Regions from separate parts of the Homo sapiens genome. Here region 1 is linked to region 2. Evidence: chromatin loops called from intact Hi-C (ENCODE). Cell type or tissue: heart left ventricle. All regions are shown on one strand. Links, peaks and the distances in the headings refer to the core of each region. The heading gives the core; the rest is flanking DNA.

Evidence for each region. Hi-C counts contacts between places; a loop is a spot of excess contacts. Peaks named below come from ENCODE experiments on the same cell type or tissue, not always from the same donor. Only the 100,000 strongest peaks of a DNase experiment are listed, where the experiment ranks them.
Region 1: a loop joins it to region 2, with 4 times the contacts of the local background. A loop is called at or near these places in 1 of 110 quality-filtered maps.

What each region holds. Positions count from the first base shown.
Region 1 is chr9:35,531,869-35,543,812 of GRCh38, forward strand. The region is part of intron 1 of RUSC2 (RUN and SH3 domain containing 2); the gene reads left to right. Among named protein-coding and RNA genes, the nearest start is that of CIMIP2B, 26 kb to the right of the region's middle. In heart left ventricle, for the core only: no CTCF peak of the experiment used is centred there; DNase peaks (open chromatin) are centred at 6,273 and 6,993; H3K4me3 peaks cover 4,007 bases; H3K27ac peaks cover 4,625 bases.
Region 2 is chr9:35,589,055-35,600,998 of GRCh38, forward strand. It overlaps the pseudogene RPS29P17. Among named protein-coding and RNA genes, the nearest start is that of TESK1, 10 kb to the right of the region's middle. RefSeq lists silencers at 9,958-10,252, 10,822-10,941 and an enhancer at 9,992-10,632. In heart left ventricle, for the core only: no CTCF peak of the experiment used is centred there; no DNase peak of the experiment used is centred there.

The DNA.
Region 1 (11,944 bases), core at 2,182-10,181, 56 kb before region 2:
CAAAAAAATTAGCCAGGCGTGGTGGCGGGCGCCTGTAGTCCCAGCTACTCGGGAGACTGAGGCAGGAGAATGGTGTGAACCCGGGAGGCAGAGCTTGCAGTGAGCAGAGATCATGCCACTGCACTCCAGCCTGGGCAACAGAGCAAGACTCTGTCTAAAAACAAAACAAAAAGAAATTAAGTCAATGCCCGAAACATTGGAAGGAAGACTCAGCATGACTTGGTAGTTGTCTGAATGTAAAGAGAGTCCAGATGACTCTTATTTTCAAGTTTGTGTTACAGGCAGTCCAAAGAGACCTAATTTGAAATTTTAAAAATCGATTTGGTTTTCGATATGTTGAATTTGAGGTAATAATAAGTATCTGATAGGCTATTGGAGATTTGATTCTGGAAGTTCAGGAAGAATGTAAGATTTGGAAATCAACGGCAAAGGTAATGGGAAGTACTAAAGACTGTTCAGATTGAAAAGTCTTCAGATCTGAACCTTGCTGTAAATTTGCATTTAAATATGGGCCAGGTATTGTTTTATTAAACAACGAAGAAAGAATTATCTAAGAAGTAGAACTAGGAGGATTGGTTTATAGAAGACAAAAGGGGTTGGGTTTGATGGCACATGCCTATAATCTCAGCACTTTGCAAGGCCGAGGTGGGCAGATCACTTGAGCTCAGGAGTTCAAGACCAGCCTGGCCAACATGGTGAAACCCCATCTCTACCAAAACCACAAAAATATAGCTGGGTGTGGTGGCATGCACCTGTAATCCCAGCTACTTGGGAGGCTGAGGAACGAGAATCACTTTAACCTGGGAGGTGGAGGTTACAGTGAGCCAAGATCAGCCACTGCATTCCAGCCTGGGTGACAGAGCGAAACTGTCTTAAATGTCTCAAAAAAAAAAGCCAAAGGGAAAAGAGGAGTTGAATAGGAAAGGATGACTGCTGATAGTGTTGGATGATTCCAATATTATAAGTTAAAAATGATAACTGCTTCACACACTTCAAATGTTATTAGAAAAAAGATTTCTGGTGGTTAAGAAACAATGAAGGAGAGAGTGGAGAGAGAATTTTAAGAGTCCATTTGTTAAGGAATTTTGGTGTCGAGGCTGGGTGTGGTGGCTCACGCCTGTAATCCTAGCACTTTGGGAGGCCTAGGCGAGCAGATCACTTAAGCTCAGGAGTTCGAGACCAGCCTGGGCAACATGGCGAAACCCCATCTCTACTAAAAAATACAAAAATTAGCCAAGCATAGTGGCGCATGCCTGTAATCCCAGCTACTCGAGAGGCTGAGGCACGAGAATCGCTTGAACCCAGGAGGCGGAGGTTGCAGTGAGCCGAGATCGTGCCACTGCACTCCAGCCTGGGTGACAGAGCGAGACTCTGTCTCAAAAAAAAAAAAAAGAAGAATTTGGTGTTGAAAAAAGAAAGAGAGGACTATCTGACGTCCTTGGATTGACATGCAGTGATAGCCTCTGCTTTCTGGTACCCTGATATTCCACCTCTCACCCATACCCCCAGTTATGGGGTTCTCAAAGACTTCAGTCTCTGTGGAGCTGAGCAACACCACTCAAGCTCCTACAGCAACTGCCACTGTTTTTAACAGCTTTATTGAAATATAATTGACATACCATACATTTTGCCATTTAAAGTATACAATTCAATTGTTTTAGTATATTCACAGTTGTGCAACTATGACTGTAGTCTAATTTTGGAACATTTCATCATTCCCAAAAGAAACCCCACACCCATTAGCAGGCACTCCCCATCTCTCTGCCTCTCCAGCCTCTGGCAGCCACTGATCTACTTTTTGTCTCTATAGATTTGCCTTGTCTGGACATATCATGTAAATGGAATGAAACAATATGTGACCTTCTGTGTTTCTTCTTTCACCTAGCATGTTTTCAAGGTTCATCCATGTTGGAGCATTTATCAGGACTTCATTCCCTTTTATTGCTCAATAATAATTCATTGTGTGTACCACCTTTTATTTATCCCTTCTTCTGTTGATGAACATTTTGGTTGCTCCTAGTTTTTGACTATCATGAATAATGCTACTAGGAATACTCATATACAAGCTTCTGTGTGGATGTTTTTTGTTTCTCGTAGGTATATACCTAGAAGCAGAATTGCTGGGGTCAAATAGTAACTCTTTAACTTTTTGAGAAACTGCCAGAACTCTTTTCCAAAGTGGTTGCACCATTTTACAGTGCCCTCAGCAATGTGTGAGGGTTCCAATTTCTACACATCATTGTCAACATGTGTGATTGCCTGCCTTTTTTTATTTTAGCCATTCTAGTGGGGTCAAGTAGTATCTCACTTTAGTTTTGATTTGTACTGCCTAATGATTAATGATGTTAAGCATTTGTTTATATAAGTACTTGTTGACCATTTGTGTGTCTTCTTTGGGGAAATGTTTATTCAAATCCTTTGCCCAGCCAGGCATGGTGGCTCATGCCTGTAATCCCAGCACTTTGGGAAGCCGAAGCAGGAGGATCACTTGAGCTCAGGAGTTTTGGACCAGCCTGGGCAACAGAGTGAGACCCCCATCTCTACAAATAATACACACACACACACACACACACACACACACACACACACAATCCTTTGCTCGTTTTTATTTATTTACTTATTTATTTTTTTGAGACAGGTTCTCACTCTGTCACCCAGGCTGGAGTGCAGGGGTGCGATCTCAGCTCACTGCAACCTCTGCCTCCCAGGTTCAAGCACCTCTTGTGCCTTAGCCTCCCGAGTAGCTGGGATTACAGGTGTGCACCATCACACCCAGCTAATTTTTGTATTTTTTTGGTAGAGACAGGTTTTGCCATGTTGGCCAGGCTGGTCTCGAACTCCTGACCTGAAGTGATCTGCCTGCCTTGGCCTCCCAAAGCTCTGGGATTACAGGTGTGAGCCACCATGCCTGGCCCCCTTTGCCCATTTAAAAATTGGATTGTCTTTTTATTACTGAGTTGTAAGTGTTTTTAAATATATTCTGGATAGAAATCCCTTATCAGATATATGATCTGCAAATTTTCTCACATTCTGTGGGTTTTCTTTTGACTATCTTGATTGTGTCCTTTGAAGAACAAAAGTTTTAAATTTTTATGAAGTCAGTTTATGTTTTTTTTTTTATTTTTTCATTTTGCCAGCAGGAAGTCAAAGTTTTTCTGTTTTTTTCTTTTGTCACTTGTATTTTTGATATCATGTCTAAGAATGTGTTGCCTAACCCTAGGTTATGAAGAATTACTTCTTTGTTGCCTAAGCTTCTTTTTTTTAGATATGGAGTGTCACTCCTGTTGCTCAGTCTGGAGTGCAATGGTGCAATCTCGGCTCACTGAAACCTCCACCTCCTGAGTTCAAGTGATTCTCCTGCCTCAGCCTCCCGAATAGCTGGGGTTACAGGTGCCCACCACCACACCCCGCTAATTTTTGTATTTTTAGTAGAGACAAGGTTTCACCATGTTGGCCAGGCTGGTCTTGAACTCCTGACCTCAGGTGATCTGCCCGCTTCGGCCCCCCAAAGTGCTAGGATTACAGGCATTAGCCACCGCTCCCGGCCGCCTAAGCTTCTTTTTGATAGATTTTTTTTTTTTTCACATGGAAAACAGTCTTCTCTTTCAAGCCTATTGAGTCAAGTCTACCCACCACTTATTCTGATTTACACACAAGGAGCTTCTCTTTTTTTTTTTTTTTTTTTTGAGACGGAGTCTCTTGCTCTGTAGCCCAGGCTGGAGTGCAGTGGCGCCATCTTGGCTCACTGCAAGCTCTGCCTCCTGGGTTCACGCCATTCTCCTGCCTCAGCTTGCTGAGTAGCTGGGACTCCAGGCGTCCACCACCACGCCCGGCTAATTTTTTTTGTATTTTTAGTAGAGACGGAGTTTCACTGTGTTAGCCAGGATGGTCTCAATCTCCTGACCTCGTGATCTGCCCGCCTCGGCCTCTCAAAGTGCTGGGATTACAGGCATGAGCCACCGTGCCCGGCCAAGCATCTCTTTTTAGATTATTCTTGTTCAACAAGACTTCCATATGCCAAGCATAAGACACCTTCTATATGCCAAGCAGTATGCTAGGTTTTATGGGAAATACAAAATTAAAATGATATTCTTATATACTGGATAATGGAGATGTACAGATGACTATAACTCCGACTTTGCAGTCTAGAAGAGATGTTAAGGCAGATATGCAAAAAAGAACAATAACCATGTTAAGTGACATGATTTACTTAATCAAAACTTCTCAGGGACCGATGCTATTGCTGATGAAGTTTGCCATCAATATGCAATGCAATGAGAAAGTACAGTATGCTTTTTCTTATAAAATGATGATCATCAAAGTAAAGTTTTTTGTAATGATCCTACTTGACAATATAAGAAGTTGGCAATCCAATATTGATCCCCGTTTTTTGTGGAAGTTGTTTTCTTGTCTGTAAAATCAACAACCTGCAACCACTGGTTCGGAGAACAGATTATTTCTGGCTCTGGGGTAATCAGAGAAGACTTGATGGAGGAGTTGCTCTGGGTCTGGTAGGTTTGGATAATTTTGAACAGGGCCAAGTGTAACAGGAAGGAGAGTCTGAATGAACAAATACAACAGAGTGGAAATGAGTTTCTGAAACATGTTTCAAGGACTGCATGATGGGAAGGCAAGGTTGAGTGGAGTAGAGTAGACAGCCAAGGCTGGGCACGGTGGCTCACACCTGTAATCCCAGCACTTTGGGAGGCTGAGGCGGGTGGATCACCTGAGGTCAGGAGTTCAAAACAAGCCTGGCCAACATGGCAAAACCCCGTCTCTTCTAAAAGTAAAAAACTTAGCCGGGGCATGGTGGCAGGTGCCTGTAATCCCAGCTACTCGGGAGGCTGAGACAGGAGAATCACTTGATCCTGGGAGACAGAGGTTGCAGTGAGCCAAGATCGCGCCACTGCACTCCAGCCTGGATGACAAGAGTGAAACTCAAAAAAAAAAAAAAAAAAAAAAGAATAGACAGCCGAGATGGATGACCTCTAAAGCCAAAATGAGGAGGCTCAACTTGATTCTCTGGGTAATGAGAAACCATTAAAAGGGGCAGGAGGAGTGGCATGTTGAAGAAAGGTGGTGCTTTAGGGAGATGAATCTGGTAGTACTAAAAAGTAAATTGCAAGTGGGGAGACTAGTTAGGTGGCCGAGGTTTATAATGTAACAGTATTTGTGTTTTGTTTCTGGCTGGAAAATAATTTGATCTTTCCTCAAAACCCTAGATCTTTGGCAGTAGTGGTTAGGAAGTAAGTGGCAAGGTTGTCTGTGATGTAGTGAATTAAGCCAAGCACTAGAGGTCTGAGAGCTGCCACCTTCCATAGGCAACTGGAAGCACTGGCTGTCCAGCACAATGCATGACTTAGCCTCGCAGAAATTTCAGAGTCAAAGACCCTGGGCCCAGAGCTCTCATGGTAAGAGGCTCGAACTCCAAACGCTTGGTCATGAAGATTCACTCTGCCCTAACCTACAGATGCTTATCCAACCCCGCTTTGTGGTATCAGCTAGGCGAGAGGAAAGCATAGTGACACCATTTCCTCACCTTTCAGCCTCCTTGAGATGACCGCTAATGGTTGGCTATGAACAGCAGCCTCCCTCCTTCCTTCCTTTCCTCACTGTTTCTTGCTTTATAGGATCAAGGGGCCATGGCTGCTCAAACAAGTCAAGGCTGGAGATGGGTCTTTGTGTCTTTGTGTGTTTTTGTTCTTCTCTCTACAATTGACTCAGCTCAGCATGGTGTCAGTGGACACATGGGTGTCACAGGGAATAGGAGAAACAAGAAAGGAAAAGAAAAGTTACATCTCTTCTGGATCCTGAGGGATAGCTGTTATGGTCTTGGCCAGTGGTTTCTCCAAAGGCTTCTTTCTAAGGACCTGAAATCCAAGGGCAGGCTGTGGAGTCCAGATAGTAGTCACCTTGGGAGGAACCCTAGGCAGGGCTAGTGTTTGGGGACCAAGCCCTGCTTAAGACTATCTCTGTGTTCAAGCGTAGCAGCAGGGAGCAGTGGCACAAAGTGGACGGAGACCTCACCGCTACTTCCTGTACAACTGGCTCTAGCTGCAGTTTCTCCCTTTTTTCCTTATTCCCACAGAATTGGCCCAGAACCTGAGGAGGCTGGAGCAGGGAAGGAGCAGAGGACTCTGTAGGTCTCCAGGCAGAACTGAGATTTTTCTGTGGCCTAGGAGAGACCACTCCCTGTTCCCTGCCTTCCTTTCCCTGGGGAGATAAGCTTCCTGGCCTCTCAGCCTGGCTAGAGGGATTCTGCCTTCACACAAACCCAGCTGGACCCAGCTGAGCACTGACCGAGAACTGATGTATGTGAGAGGGGCCAGTTCTACTTCAGCCACAGCGAGTAGACCTCTGAAGACCCAGGGAACTGAATTGAATACCGTGTTAGGAAGAGGGCCTGCAGCCTCCATGGTCCTTAAGACTTACCACCACCCAGTGTACAGAAGCCTGTCTACCGCCCCGTCTCTCTAGGAAGGCCAGTGCTAAGACTCGTGGGCCATCCACCAGGACTGAGTTCGAGTTACTGCTGGCAGAATGGTGACTGGTCCCTGCAGCCTCCCTTCTGGGCTTCAGGAATCCCCTCCCAGGCTGACTGCCCCACCCTGAGGCTAGTCTGGAATCCTGGTTAGAGGAAAAAGCTGGAAAACAGAGTCATTCACAATGGGCAAAAAGAGGAGGGAGAGGTTTCTGGTTAAGATATGAAAGGAGGAGCCTAAAGAAGGAAGGAAGGAAGGAAGCTCCAAGGCTCTGCCCAGACATCTTCCCTGAGATGCCTAAGGACAAAAGAGGAGCTAGACACAACTCTCCCCATTTTTCCTTTGCTGTCTTAAGAGTGCTCCATCTTCCAGCACTGACTGCCCTCTGTGGCTGGCTCCTTTCTCTACCCTCCCCCTTCCCTAGGCTAAAGGGCCCACAGGGGCTGGAAGGGAGGGAGGCTGAGTGGCTGTGCTGTGGGCCTGCCTGCTCCTTTCCCTTCCCCCTTCCCTTAGCAGCAACGTCACCGCAGCACCAGCAGCCGCGGCAGCAGCACGGAGACTGGGGCTGGGATTGCGCAGCCTCCCTGCATTAGCAACGATGCCATTGTATTAGCAGAAATCAGATCTTAGGAAATCGGCCCAGTTCCCCTGTGTGATCCCGTGGAACAGTGTCTCAGCTGGAACTGTCGCGGTAGAGCTTGGTCGGAGTGCAAAAGGGACAGACGCATCAGGGGTCCAGCTCAAGGCTCCTGACAGAGGTATGGCTCAGGGAGCTGGGGGAGGGGCAGGGCAGAGATGCTAGGATACCGATCAGCACATTTGGGCCCTGGCTTCTGAGGGTTGGCTTTGTCTTTCCAAAAGGGAGAGGGGGGCGGTGCGGGGGGGGATAAAGGGGGGAACATGCGGAAGCACAAGCATTAGACAAGCTCATTGCATACATTTGGGCTATGGTGCAGAGATGGGGAAAAGCCAAGGCTTGGGCTAATGCCATTTATGCTATTTTGTCAAGAAGCAGATCTCATCCTTCCTTTTTGGGCATTTCTAATGAAGCTTCTAGTATGGGTCAGGGATGGGGGAGTCAGATCTAGAAACAAAGGCTTAATAGGAGGAGACACCCCTACAGCTACTGTAAGTTTATGATGGAGAACATGCAAGGATCCTCGCAGCTTTCAAGAGGAGGGCTGGGAAACCTTTCTCTCCACACACACACATACATACATACATGCATGCATGCATGCACATAGCTATACATGCACATAGACACACATACCATATCTTCTGGTGCTATGGGAGCCACCAGGCTCCAGGTAAGGGTGGAGTAAGAAAACATTGACCAGGGTGCCCCACAGTGTCTGGCAGGGGCAGGGACAGTCATTGTAATGCCTAGGGCACCTGATCTGTTACAGTAAGCCTTCAAGAAGAGACCTAAGCATAAGCTAACACTCCCAAATCTACCCTCCTGCCCTCCTCCCTTTGATCCTACCCAGGAGAGGACCAGTCAGGAAAAGCGTTATCAGTCCTACAGAGGCACCTTATCAGGATCTCAAGTCAAGGTCAGATTGCTAGAGAAGAGCAATTGAAGACCATTGTGTTCCCCATCTTTATTCAGAAGGCCAAAAAAGAGGGAAGGGGTTCTATGACTGGCAGAAAGACACTGATGACCAAAGCTAGAGGAAACCTTCTTTCTGGGGTTTTCCCGCCCAGAGTTGCTCCATTGCTGAGCAGGTAGAAAGAGTTCCCTAAATTCCCATTTCCACACCTGTAATCCCAGCACTTTGAGAGGCTGGGATGGGAGGATCACTTGAGCCTAGGAGTTGAGACCAGCCTGGGCAACATGGTGAAACCCTGTCTCTACAAAAAATTTAAAAATTAGCCAGGCATTGTGGTGTGCACCTGTAGTCCCAGCTACTAAGGAGGCTGGGTGGGAGGATCACTTGAGCCCAGGAGTTCAAGGTGCAGTGAGCTATGATCGCATCACTGCACTGTAGCCTAAGCAACAAAGCTAGACTCTGTCTGTAAAAAATAATTGTAAAAAAATTCCCATTTCTAATAACCACCTTGGTAGAGGGTTCAAAAACATAGGATAATAGGAGACAGTAGTGCCATGTTGTGCAACTATATGGTTAAGGAATATGCTGGATAGTTATGGGAGTGTATTTGTTCCCAGGAAGTGTCTAGGAATGTGAACCACAAGAGCAGGGAATAATGAGCCTTGAGACCATGAATGGGGCAGGGAGATGAGGGCTGGGAACTGGGGCAGGAGGTGGGATTGGCAAGTGTTATCATAGCCTGGGGACAGTATGAAAGGGACTGTAGGTTCATAGAATAGAGAGGCCGGTAGACATAACCTGTGTAAATGGAGGCTGAAATGTGGGTCTACCCAGGACAGGTAGGAAGCAGATGCTCTGGGAGCAGAGTAATTGCAAGGACTTTAGGAAGAGGGTGTGGCCCCAATCATTTTCTTTGGAAGGCCGTTGTAGTGGAAATAATTACAAATTGGGCAGACCTGGGATTGAATCCCATCTCAGATGTGTAAATGTGGACAAACTACTTACACACTCTAAGCTTTGGTTTTCTCATCTTTACAATGGGAAGGATTATGCCTACTTAAAAATGTTACAGTACATTTAGAGATGATATATATAAATTAATGGCACATAAGTGTTTAATAAATGATCACTTATAGTATTATAATAGGACAAGAGACACCCATTTGGGACAAGGGCCAGGAAAAGGGCTCTCATAGAAAGCTTTTCCTGATTTTGGAGAGCATGACCTCATAACTTTATACTGGCTGAGCCCACCATTCCACTCTACCTGGTAGGCATAGCTAGAGGGCTCATCTTCTGAAAGAGCTGTCTTCTACTTTCTTCTTATTCTGGATCCTCTGTTTCTCCCCCATCCTCATCTTCCATGTCTCTCCATTTAGTCAGGGCAGAAAAAGTCTGAAATGAGCTCTTCCAGCTCACTGTTTTCTCTTCACCTTCATTAGAGGGGATGGGCCACTTGTCTTGATGTAGAAAAAGTCACTCCCAGGAAAGGAGCCTGAGATACGCTCTCAGTAAATGTTCTCTGTGGTGTCATATGTACAGTTTACTCTCATTTTTTTTTTTTAAGACAGACTCTCGCTTTGTCGCCCAGGCTGGAGTGCAGTGGCACGATCTCGGCTCACTGCAACCTCCGCCTCCTGGGTTCAAGTAATTCTCCTGCCTCAGCCTCCCAAGTAGCTGGGATTACAGGAGCGTGCCACCACACCCAGCTAATTTTTGTATTTTCAGTAAAGACAGGGTTTCACCATGTTGGCCAGGATGTTCTCAATCTCTTGACCTCATGATCCACCTGCCTCAGCCTCCCAAAGTGCTGGGATTACAGGTGTGAGCCCCCATGCTAGGTCTACTCTCATTATATTCTTAACTGACCAAGAAAAAAGATCAAAAGTTAGGATTCCTGAGTCTCATCTTAATTCTGTTATTTATTCACTGAGTGGTCTTGGGCAAGTCATTTCATTTTTCTGGGTGTATAATTATTTTAAAATTTTTATATATATAAAATTTTTTTAAATTATTTTTATATCATATAACATTTTTTAAAATTTTATAAATATAAAAATAATTCCTTATTTTTAAAAATGAAGATGGCTCTGCCTCCTTTGGAAGTTGATGTAAGGATCAGTAAGATATGCATACATAAAAAGTGCCTTGTAAGTAAATGTGAATGGGGTGGGCAAAGCATGAGTACAAAATCTCATGAGATGCCTGGAGAACTTCCCCTTAGATGGCTGAATTGGAATCGTCTATGGAGGAGCCATTGCTCGGCCTTTCTCTTGGTTGTGTGGAGATCAGAAAGGAATAAGATCTTCTCTGAGATACAAAAGCATAAAATAAAATGAAATCAATCAGTGAAAGAGCTTGACAGTTAAAGTAGGATTCAATACAACCTAAATGTAAAAGCTACAACTATACAGCTTTTAGAAGAAAACATAGGTACATTTCTTTATGGTCTTAGGACAGGTAAAGATTTCTTAGGATACAGAAAGATTTAACCATAGAGAAACAAACTCTATGATCAGTTGATCAATTGATCAATTTAAATTTAATAAATTAAAAACTATTTATCAAAAAACACAGTTAAGAAAACAGGGACAAGCCACAGGCTGAGAGAAAATATTCATGAGGCATATATCTGACAGAGGACTTGTATCCAGAATAAATGTTAAAACTCCTATAATTCAATCATAAAAAGACTAACAACTCAGGTTATTTTAATGGGAAAAGTAGTCAACAAATAACCAGGCACCTACTGTGTTCCAAGCACAGAGTTCACTGTATTGCAGTCTCCAACCTCAGAACTGTGCTCCAGTCTGGGAGATAGATATGTCAACATCACATTACAATACAATTGTCAGTGCCCTCCAGCCAAGGGCTCCGTCATCTCCCACGCTCATGTGTTCTTCATCTCTGATTTAGAGAGTCAGCTTTCTGCATTCTGTATCTGTACATCAGTTTTTCCATATTAATGCATGTATGTCCTGGTAATGGTTTTGTGGCAGAATCATACATTCTTTTATGTGATACTTGTGAATGCCTCTTGAAAATGCTTTAAAAAGGAAGAAAAGGTACTCATTGAAGGTCAGTGATGGCTGCAACCCATAGGTACCCCTAAAATTACTGCTATCTATGTAAGAAAGTTCTCTATGCTCCTTTTAGTCCAGACTCGGGATTATGGCCAGGACTCCAGGGGAAACGTAGTTATGTATGAAAGGAGAAACCCCCTCAAAGAAAAAAAATTGTTTAGGCCCGGCATGGTGGCTCACATCTGTAATCCTAGCACTTTGGAAGGCCAAGGCAGGTGGATAACTTGAGCCCAAGAGTTCAAGACCAGCCTTGGCAACATGGAGAAACCATGTCTCTACAAAAAATACAGAAATTAGCCAGGCGTGGTGGCACACACCTGTGGTCCTAGCTACTCAGGAGGCTGAGGTGGATCACTTGAGTCCAAGAGGCTGAGGCTGCAGTGAGCCATGATCGCACCACTGCACTCCAGCCTCGGTGATAGAGTGAGAACCTGTCTCAAAAAAAAGAAAAAAATTGCTTAAATTATGCATAAAATGGGTATTTATTACATACAAATTAGAAAATACAGCTGAAGCAAAAAGAATAAAATTAAAAATAATCCAAATCATTCAACAGTGATAGGCACTGGTAACAGTTTGTTGCATGTTACAGATTTTCTTCTATGCATACAGACATGTTTATTTACAAAAATGGTGACAAACACCTGGCTAATTTTTGTATTTTTAGTAGAGACAGGGCTTCACCATGTTGGCCAGGCTGGTCTTGAACTCTTGACCTCAAATGATCCGCCCGCCTCAGCCTCCCAAAGTGCTGGGATTACAGGCATGAGCCACCACGCCTGGCCTGATTTCAGGACATTCTATTTCTATGGATTTGCCTATTCTGGAC
Region 2 (11,944 bases), core at 1,415-9,414:
AAAAATAAAGATAAATAGATAGGACTTAATTAAACTAAAAAGCTTCCGCACAGCAAAAGAAATAATCAGCAGAGTTAACAGACAACCCACAGAGTGGGAAAAATTTTTCACAATCTATACATCTGACACAGGACTAATATCCAGAATCTACAAAGAACCCAAACAAATCATCAAGAAAAAAAAAAAAACAAAAAACAATCCCAGGGTCGGGCACGGTGGCTCACACCTATAATCCCAGCACTTTGGGAGGCCAAGGCGGGCAGATCACAAGGTCAGGACTTTGAGACCAGCGTGGCCAACATGGTGAAACCCCGTCTCTACTAAAACACAAAAATTATCTGGGCCTAGTGGTGTGCGCACCTGTAATCCCAGCTACTGGGGAGGCTGAGGCAGGAGAATGGCTTGAACTGAGGAGGCAGAGATTGCAGTGAGCCGATTGTGCTGCTGCACTCCAGCCTGGGTGACAGAGCAAGACTTCGTCTCAAAAAAAAAAAAAAAAAAAAGAAAAGAAAAGTGAAAAACAATCCCATCAAAAAGTGGGCTAAGAACATGAATAGACAGTTCTCAAAAGAAGACATACAAATGGCAAACAAGCATAGGGAAAAATGCTCAACACCATTAAGTATCAGGGAAATGTAAATTGAAACCACAGTGCAATACCACCTCACTCCTGCGAGAATGGCCATAATTAAAAAATCAAAAAATAACAGATGTGGGCTGGGTGTGGTGGCTCACACCTGTAATCCCAGCACTTTGGGAGGCCGAGGTGAGTGGATCACCTGAGGTCCGAAGTTTGAGACCAGCCTGGCCAACATGGTGAAACCCCGTCTCTACTAAAAATACAAAAATTAGCTGGACGTGGTGGTGGGCACCTGTAATCCCAGCTACTCAGGAGCCTAAGGCAGGAGATATCACTTGGACCCAGGTGGCGGAGGGTGCAGTGAGCCAAGATCATGCCATTGCACTCCAGCCTGGGTGACAAGAGCAAAACTCCATCTCAAAATAATAATAATAATAATAATAATAATAATAATAATAATAATTAGACGTCGGCGTGGATGCAGTGAAATGAGAACACTTTTACACTGTTGGTGGGAATGTAAACTAGTACAACCACTAGTTGTACTAGTGTGGAAAACAGTGTGGAGATTCCTTATAGAACTAAAAGTAGAACTACCATTTAATCCAGCAATCCCATTACTAGGTATCTACTCAGAGGAAAATAAGTCATTATACGAAAAAGATACTTGCACAGGCATTTTTAGCAGCACAATTTGCAATTGCAAAAATATGGAACCAGCCTGAATGCCCATCAATCAACCAGTAAAGAAAATGTGTGTGTGTGTGTGTGTGTATATATATATATATACACACACCCCTATATATACGTGTATATATATGTATATGTGTATGTATATATGTGTATACATACATGTCTATATATGTATGTGTATATATATACATACACATGTGTCTACATATGTATGTGTGTGTGTATATATATATATATACATATATATATACACCATGGAATGCTACTCAGCCATTAAAAGAAATGAAATAATGCCATTCACAGCAACCCGGATGGAAATGAAGACTATTATTTTAAGTGAAGTAACTCGGGAATGAAAAACCAAACATCGTATGTTCTCACTTACATGTGGGAGCTAAACAACGAGGACGCAAAGGCATAAGAATGATACCTTGGACTTTGGGGACTCAAGGGAAAGGGTACGGGGTGTCAAGGGATAAAAGACTACACATTGGATACAGTGTACACTGCTCAGGTGATGAGTGCACCAAAATCTCAGAAATCACCACTAAAGAACTTATCCACCTAACAAAAAAAAAAAACCACCTGTTCCCCAAAAACCTACTGAAATAAAAAAAATAAAAATAAACAACAGAAATTGAAACTAAGTGAACAAAAAAGGAGTTTGGTATTCATTCAAAAAGTTAAACATACATGCCTTCTGGCCTAAGAAGTCAGCCATTAATCATATTGTTGTTCCCCTGTACATCATAAGTCATTATTCTTTTGCTACTTTCAACATCTTATCTTTGGCCAGGTGCAGTGGCTCATGCCTGTAATTCCAGCATTTTGGGAGGCTGAGGCAGGTGGACCATTTGAGCCCAGGAGTTCAAGACCAGCCTGGGAAACATAGAACAACCCCATTTCGACAAAAAAAAAAAAAAAAAAAAAAAAAAAAAAAAAAAAAACTTTGTAATTCAACTGTCTGACTGATTGCTTTTAATTTTTATTTATATATTCTTTTTTTGTTTTTAGAGACAGGGTCTCGCTTTGTTACCTAAACTGGAGTGCAGTGGCAGGATCATAACTCACTGCAGCCTAAAATTCCTGGGCTCCAGCAATCCTCCGACCTCAAACTCCTGAGGAGCTGGGACTACAGGTGCATGCAACCACACCTGGCTAATTTTTTTTAAGTTTTATAGAGTTGGGGGTCCCACTCTCACTGCCCAGGTCAGTCTTGAACTCCAGGGCTCAAGCAGTCCTCCCACCTGAGCCTCCCAAAGTGCTGGGATTATAGGCATAAGCTACCCCACCCAGTGATTATTATTGTAATCCCTACAGCAACCACTAAGAAAGTTATTAAATATATATAACAATATATTTATCCTATAAATGCAATGTTGGTTTAACAGAAAATTAATTAATGTAGAAGACTGATGCCACCAAAATAGCAGAGTAGAAGTAATCTGGCTTCACTCCCTCCCACAGAAAACCAAAAACAAATATCCAGGACCAAAATTATCATCAGCAATATCCCAGAACTCAAATATGAGGCTGAGACAATCCCCAGGGACACAGAAGTGGAAAAACTTTGAGCAGATAGAGAAACAGACTTCTCTATCTGTGACAACCCTCACTCAGTTTTCCAGGCACCACACATGGAAAATTGCTCCTGGGTTCACAGTTTCTACACCAGAAAATGTGAGACTGAGGTAGACAACCAGCTTTCCCATCATCTTGCATTCCCTTGCAGGAAAACCATTCCTGCTTCAACCCACAGGAGGCATCACAAGTGCCTGTAGAAGAAAAAATCCCCAAGAACAGCTAGAAACAAAGAGAGGAGACAGGACTAGCAACCCTAGCCCATGTAACTCTGTTCTTCATCTCAGCCAAAGGAGATGCCAAATTAAAGTGACTTCTCAATAGCTCCACACTGTTAAGAGAAATACTCCACAGGTTTTCCGGTCACAAACGCCTAGCCAGCCTCCCCACATTCCCTTTGGGACCTCCCCCTACAACCCCATTTGAGACGGGCAGTGCTCTGAATGTTTGCAAGAGCCAAGGCAAACCTGGGCTTAAGGCACCATCTATTACCAAAAAGGAGATGGTGATCTAGGAATAAGGGGACTCACTGGGCAACTGCAAAGAACCTCTAAGCAAACATACCCTAGAAAGACCTAAACAAGTCAGCCAGTGAAGACTAGAATAAATAACAATCTATTAATGCAAAGCCATAGATGTACATCCACAAAAAAAACAACAGCCAACAGGGAAACCCTAGCTCCCCAAACAAAGAAAGGAGCCAGTGACCAACCCTAAGGAGACAGCAATGTTGAACTCTTAGATCAAGAATTAAAAATAGCAGTTTTAAGGAAACTCAGTGAACTCTGAGATAACACAGAAGAACAATTCAGAAATGTATCAGAGAAACTTAGAAAGACTTTTTAACCTTTTACCTCGTTGCACTCCTGAGAGCAAGATGGGTCACCAGCAGTTGTACTGGAGCCACCTGCGAAAATTCGGCCAGGGTTCTCCCTCTTGTCGCGTCTGTTCAAACCGGCACGGTCTGATCTGGAAATAGGGCCTCAATATGTGCCGCCAGTGTTTCCGTCAGTACACGAAGGATATCGGTTTCATTAAGTTGGACTAAATTATCTTCCTTCAAAGGATTATCCAAGGCATCTGCTCAATGAAAGACCATGATAGTTCTTTGTACATAAAATAAAGATTTGAAAAAAACAACAACAAAAAATACTTTTTAATATATTAAACAGAGGCTGGGTGCAGTAGCTCACACCTGTAATCCCAGCACTTTGGGAGGCCAAGGCGGGTGGATCACCTGAGGTCAAGAATTGGAGACCACCCTGACCAACATGGTGAAACCCCATGTCTACTAAATACAAAAAAATTAGCCGGGCATGGTGGCAGATGCCTGTAATCCCAGCTATTTGGGAGGCTGAGGCAAAAGAATTACTTGAACCTGGGAGGTGGAGGTTGCAGTGAGCCAAGATCACACCACTGCACTCCAATCTAGGCAAAAAGAGCAAAACTGTCTCAAAAAAAAAAATTAAACAGAAATCCTGGAACTGACCAATATATCTGCTGAACTGAAAGATGCATTAGAGGTTCTCCACAGCAGAATGGATAAGCAGAGGAAAAAAATAATTGAGCTTGAAGACATGCTATTTGAAAATACACAGAACAGAAAAAAGAAAAAAGCATGAAAAGGAACAATGAACACCTACAAAATATAAGGAATAACCTCAAAAGTGCAAATCTCAGAGTCATTGGTGTTCAAAAGGGAGTTTAAAAAGAACAAGGGGTACAAACCTTATTCAAAGAAATGATAACACAAAACTTGCCAAACCTAGAGAAAGATATACCCAGGTGCATAGAGGAAACCACACAAGCCAGGAGGGAGTGGGATAACACATTCAGAGTGCTGAAGGAAAAAAAAAAAAAACAAAAAAAACTGTCAACCAAGAATACTATGCCCAGCAAAACTTTCCTTCAGATATGAGAGATAAAAGCTGAGAGAATTCATCACTATTAGTTCCATCTTACAAGAAATGCTAAAGAGAATTCTTCAATCTAAAAGAAAAGGATACTAACATGAAAAAAGAAAACATTTGAAGGCAAAAAACCCACTGGTAAAAGTAAGTACATAGATACATTCAGAATAGTTTAATATTGTGGCCAGGCAGGGTGGCTCACGCCTGTAATCCCAGCACTTTGAGAGGCCGAGGTGGGTGGATCACTTGAGTCCAGAAGTTCGAGACAAGCCTGGCCAACACGGTGAAACCCTGCCTCTACTAAAAATACAAAACTTAGCTGGGCGTGGTGGCATGCACCTGTAATCCCAGCTACTTGGGAGGCTGAAGCAGGAGAATCGCTTGAACCCAGGAGGGGAGGTTGCAGTGAGCCAAGATTGCGCCACTGCACTCCAGCCTGGGCAACAGAGTAAGATTCTGTCTAAAAAAAAAAAAAAAGTTAATATCATAATTCATAATTGTGATGTATGATCCATTCATACCTCTAAGTGGGAAGACTAAAAGACAAATCTATCCAAAATAATAACTACAGTAACCTGTTAAGAGATAGGCAACATAAAAAGATGTAAATTGAGAAAATGTGATATACCATAGTTTAGAAATATAGGCAACATAAAAAGATGTAAATTGAGAAAATGTAATGTACCATAGTTTAGAAATATTTTCTCCCTTCCAACCTTTATAGAAAGAGTGTATTTCGGGCTTGGCCACATGACTTCCTTTGATCATTGCAATGGTGGCAGGCATGATGTGACCCAAAAACATGAAAAGCAGTTGCACAACTGTGCTTATCTTCTTTCCCTTCTTCTATCACCGTAAGATCATTCCCGGCTATCCTGCTGGTGCCAGGAGGAGTATGACAGACAGGTGGAGCAGAGCAAAACCTCTCTAGCCAATTCTCATTTAGAATGCCAACTCCAGTCAATCCGCAGATTTATAAGAATAAATGATTGTTGTTTCATGTTACTGAGTTTGTTTTGTTTTGTTTTTGAAATGGAGTCTCATTCTGTCACCCAGGCTGGAATGCAGTGGCATGATCTCGGCCCACTGCAACCTCTACCTCCCAGATTCAGGTGATTCTCCTGAGCATTCTGCCTCCCGAGCAGCTGGGATTACAGGTATGCACCACCACACCCAGCTAATTTTTGGGGTTTTTTTTTTTTGTTGTTGTTGTTGTTTGTATTAGAGAGAGGGTTTCACCATGTTGGCCAGGCTGGTCTTGAACTCCTGAACTCAAGTGATCCACTGGCCTTGGCCTCCCAAAGTGCTGGGATTACAGGCATGAGCCGTTGCGCCCAGCCAACTGAGTTTTGATATGGTTAGTTATGTGGCATTCTTGTGGTAACAGTTAATTGGCATAGGTAGTGACCAAGAAACAGTAAACATCATACTTAATAGTAAACCATTAAAAACATTATTTGGCTGGGCACAGTGGCTCATGCCTGTAATCCCAGCACTTTGGGAGGCTAAGGCAGGTGGATCACTTGAGCCCAAGAGTTCAAGACTAGCCTGAGCAAAACAGTAAAACCCTCTCTCTGGCAAAAAAAAAAAAAAAAAAAAAAATAGCCAGGCCTGTGGTACACACCTGTAGTCCCAGCTACTTGAAAGGCTAATGTGGAAGGATTACTTGAGCCTGGGAAGTGGAGGTTGCAGTGAGCTGAGATCATGCCAATGTACTCCAGCCTGGGTGACAGAGCAAGACCCTGTCTCAAAATATAACAAGATAAGAGTATCTATTGTCACATTCACTCAAAATTGTATTGAAGATCTTAGGCAAGGAAATGGAAATTAAAGGTATAAAAATGAGAATGAAAGAAATAAAATTACAGGAAAGATGTTACGTTTGATTCTGTGATGGCAGAGGGTTTTGAGCAGAGGTAAAATGATCTGACTTACATGTTTAAAAGAGTATTCTGACTGCTGTATAGAGAATAGGCTGAATGGGGGCAAAGGCATAAACAGGAAGACCAAAAAGGAGGCTACTGCAACAATCCAGGCAAAAGACCTGATGGCTTAGATTGGGTCAGAGGTAGTGGAAATGTCAGAAGTAGTCAGGTTATGCATAGATTCCAAAGGTACAGCTATATGCTTTGCTGATGGGCTGGCTATGGGGTAGAAAGAAAAGAGTCAAGGATAATTCTGAATTTTCTTGCCTGAGCATCTAATACATTGGATTTATTTATTTATTGTTTTGTTTTTTTGAGGCAGAGTTTCACTCTTATTACCCAGGCTGGAGTGCAATGGCGCAATCTCGGCTCACTGCAACCTCTGCCTCCCAGGTTCAAGCGATTCTCCTGCTTCAACCTCCTGAGTAGCTGGGATTACAGGTGCCCACCACCACACCCGGCTAATTTTTTGTATTTTTAATAAAGACGGGGTTTTGCCACTGTGGCCAGGCTAGTCTCGAACTCCTGACCTCAGGTGATCCTCCCACATCGGCCTCCCAAAGTGCTGGAGTTACAGGCATGAGGCACCATGCCTGGCCGCTGCATTGGATTTATTGAGATAGGGAAGAGAGAGAAAAAGGTGGAGAAGAGGGGCAGGAATCGAGAGTTCTGTTTTGGGCTAGGTGCAATGGCTCATGCTTATAATCCCAGCACTTTGGGAGGCCAAGGCAGGAGGGTGGCTTGAGCCCAGGAGTTTAGAACCTACCTGGGCAATATAGGGAGACCCTGTCTCTACCAAAAATTTAAAAATTAGCCAGGCATGATGGCACATGCATGTAGTCCCACCTATTGGGAGGTTAAGGTGGGAGAATTGCTTGAGCCCAAGAGGGCATGGCTGCAGTGAGCTGTGATTGTACCACTGCACTCCAGCCTGGACAACAAAGTAAGACCATCTCCGAAAATGTAAAAAAAGAAAATTATTTTTTGTACCCATTGATTTTGAAAAGCCAATTAGATATATCCAAGTGAAAATGATGGCCAGGAGCAGTGGCTAATGCCTGTAATCCTAGCACCTTGGGAAGCTGAGGCAGGCAGATCACTTGAGGTCAGGAGTTCAAAACCAGCCTGGCCAACATGGTGAAAGCCCGTCTCTACTAACAATTAAAAAAAAAAATTAGCCAGGCATGGTGGCAAGCCCCTGTAATCCCAGCTACTCAGGAGGCTGAGGCAGGAAAATCACTTGAACCCAGGAGGTGGAGGTTGCAGCAAGCCGAGGTCACATCACTGTACTCCAGCCTGGGCAACACAGCAAGACTCCATCTCAAAAAAAAAGAAAAGAAAAAAAGAAAATGATGAGTAAGCAACTGAACATAGGAATCTAGAGTTCAGAGGAAAGGTTTGGGCAAGGGAGAGAAAACGGAAGTCATCAGCAAGTAGATAGCATTTAAGGCCTTAGAGTTAATGAAATGACCCACAATGTGTATGTAGAGGGAGAAGAGAAGAGATCCAATGACAGAGCCCTGTGTATTCCACTGTTTAGAGGTCAGGAAGCTGAAGAAGAACCAGCAAAAGAGACCTGGGAGAAGGAGCCAGTGAAATATGAGGAGAATCAAGAAACCAAATGAAGAAAGTGATTCAAGATACGGTATTATGTTTTCATAGAAAATGACCTTAGGAGACACTGCTAATGATTTTGAAATGAGGATGACACCTTCAACATACTTTTTTTTTTTTTTTTTGAGACGGAGTCTTGCTCTATTGCCCAGGCTGGAGTGCAGTGGCACAATCTCGGCTCACTGCAACCTCTGCCTCCCGGGCTCAAGCAATTCCCTGCCTCAGCCTCCGGAGTAACTGGGATTACAGGCATGGGCCACCGCACCTGGCCTCGACATATTTTCAAATGCTACAATAAGATTTATATTATAGGCCGGGTGCGGTGACTCACACCTGTAATCCCAACACTTTGGGAGGCTGAGACGGGCAGATCACGAGGTCAGGAGTTTGAGACCAGCCTGGCCAACATAGTGAAACTCCATCTCTAGTAAATATACAAAAACTAGTCGGGCATGGTGGCAAGCGCCTGTAGTCCCAGCTACTCAGGAGGCTGAGGCAGGAGAATCACTTGAACCCAGGAGGCAGAGGTTGTGGTAAGCCAAGATCATGCCACTGCATTCCAGCCTGGGCAACGGAGCAAGACTCTGTCTCAAAAAAAAAAAAAATTATATTGTATTATTACTATTATATGTTATACCTATTCTATATTAGAGAGAACTAATAGGACAAAATGTTAACAATTGTTGGATTTACATGAATGATGTACAGGTGTTCATTATGCATTCCTTCAACTTTTCTGCATGTTTGAATTTTTTCATAATAAAGAGATTAGGGTGACTGTTTTTGAGGGTTTGAGACAGGGTCTTGCTCTGTCGCCTGGGCTGGAGTGCAGTGGCAGCATTATGGCTTACTGCAGCTTCAACCTCTTGGGCTCAAGGATTCCTCCTACCCCAGCCTCCCATGTAGCTGGGACCACAGGCATGCACCACCACTCCTGGCTAATTTTTTGATGTTTTGTAGACAGGGGGCCTCACTTCATTGCTCAGCTTTGTCTCAAACTCCTGGGCTCAAGTGATCCTCCTGCCTCAGCCTCCCAAAGTGCTGGGATTACAGGCATGAGCCCCCATGCCCAACATGGGGATACTATTTTGAGAATAATGAGTAATCAACCACATTCATTTAACTGCTTTTAAGGTCAATAACTTTATATTCCTCTAATACCCAGGTTGTGGTATCCAAACACCATTTCCCACTAAAAAAGACCATGAATCACTGGGGAAAAAAAGTAGCTGATACCAGCTCTGGTCTAGATATGCACAAAATGAGTCCAGAACATTTTATCATATTGGATAGCAAGAAAACTGGAAATTTATGTCAGAAGGACTCAGGAACTAACTTGAATAAGTTCCCACTGGCCAAAATAGGACAGTTTTGGCCAGTGGGAACAAAATAGTGATGGCAGCAGCAGGCTGTCTGCAGTGGCTGCTGCCATCATGCCAGCTGCAGCAGGGAGGCATGGCCAGGGCTGCACATTCCATGGAGCCAACAGGAGCTGGGGACAAGCGGGATCCTTGTCCCTTCCAAGTTGGGGTGGGAGCTCCCTGGGTGCTGCTGCAGCCGCCCAAGCCACGGCTGTGGACCCAGGCATCCCTGTGCTTTCAGGACCGGGAGCAGACAGGAGCCCTACCTTTCCAGGCGCAGCTGCAGCCACCCAAACCACAGCTGCAGACTCAGGCCTCCTGCTCAGCAGAGCAGGCAGGAGCCCCGCCCCTGCCAGGTGTAGGTGCAGCCACTCAAAGAGTGGCTGCAGACTCAGGAATCCCTGCCCTCTTGGGGCCCCAGAAGGCCTCACAGGCTCAGAAATTCCTGCTCCAACTGCCTGGCTTCTTCCTGCTGTTGGTGCCCACTCCAATCTCAGAACAAAGTCCGAGCAGAGCCTGGGCACTGTCACAGCCTGGCCGAGTGTGCACATACTCGGAGCAGTGCTGACACACCAGTCCCCTGCTGCTTTGGTCCCCTACAGATTTTGGGTGCCAATGAGCATAGGAGGGAAGCCAAGTGGGGTCTGAAGGCAGCTCAGCACTGGCCTGCAGGCGCCTCTTGGCACCTACAGCCTGGGCACCATGAATGGCAGCAGGAGGCAGACAGGCTTCTGAGCGGATGGGGCAGGTCCCTGGTAAGGCCCCACTTTCAGGCCAGGGAGGGCCTGAAGGCTGGGGACCGGGCTGCCCATCACACTATGGGAGTGGGAACTTGTGGTGACACTTCCAGGCCCACCCATGGCTGCCCAGGACCAACTGGCATGCACTTCCTCCCCTCTAAGGCCCATAAAAGCCCAGGCTCTGAGCAGACGTCAGGACAATCAGCTGCAGAGAGGAGCTACCCACACCAAGGCCTCCTCTCTGTGAGAGCCGCAGATGTTGGGACAACCAGCTGCAGAGAGGAGCAACCAACTTTGGGGCCTCCTCTCTGCTGAGAGCTGCAGAGACTACAGGATGACATACCTGCAGAGAGAAGCCACCCACTCTAGGGCCTCCCCTCTGCTGAGAGCTGCACAGATGACAGGACAACCAGCTGCAGAGAGACGCTACCCTCCCTGCTGATAGCTGAACACTTGTCAGGACGACTTGCCTAGCAGAGAGGAGCTACCCTCTCTGCTAGGAGCTGAACATGCCTCAGGACACCCCTGCTAGGGAAAGGAGCTGCCCCCTGCAGGTTTCTTTTGAGCTGTTCTATTGCTCAATAAAGCTACTCTTTGTCTTGCTCACTCTTCACTTGTCTGCGTACCTCATTCTTCCTGTCGCAGGACAAGAACTCAGGACCCACCAAATGGTGAGGCTAAAAGAGCTGTAACAAACGGGGGTGAGACATGACCCTTGCTTGCCACGTTGTGGGTGAAGGCAAGGAAAGAAGAACTGCAGCCCTTCGGGGAGCCTAGCCCTGGGAGCTCCCCAAGCCAGGGCTGTGACTTCCTCTTTGAGGACCTGCTGTTCCTGGCATCTCCAAGCTTCCAGGCACCAATGTGTCCCCCAGTGCCAGCTGTGGAAGCTGCTTGCCATGTGCCTGGTCCGGCCGCAGGCTTGCAGGGAAATGGTGCCATGCTGGCACCTGGAACTGCCCGCCCCACTGCAGCACCCGGAATGTCTGACTGTGCACAGTGGCTGGACCCAATGCTCACTCACATACCCCTAACTGTTCCACGCCTGTCTCACCCTTGGCAGGCATGGGACCCAGGCTGGTAGCGTGAGCCAAGCACAGGCTGCCAGGCTGGGTAGGCGAAACAAGCCCAGAGGGCCTGAGCAAAACTGGGGCAAAAGCACCACCAGCCACAGAGGTTTCTGGCCAGAAAAAGGACGCCCCAAAGATCCCGTAACAATAGGACAAGCACCAAAAATGATAACTGGGCGCAGTGGCTCACGCCTGTAATCCCAGCACTTTGGGAGGCCAAGGCAGGAGGATCACCTGAGGTCAGGAGTTTGAGACCAGCCTGGCCAACATGGTGAAACTCTGTCTCTACTAAAAATACAAAAATCAGCCGGGCGTGGTGACAGGTGTCTGTAATCCCAGCTACTCAGGAGGCTGAGACAGGGGAATCGCTTGAACCTGGGAAGCGGAGTTTGCAGTGAGCCGAGATCACACCACTGCACTCTAGCCTGGGTGACAGAGCAAGACTCCATCTCAATCAATCAATCAATCAATAA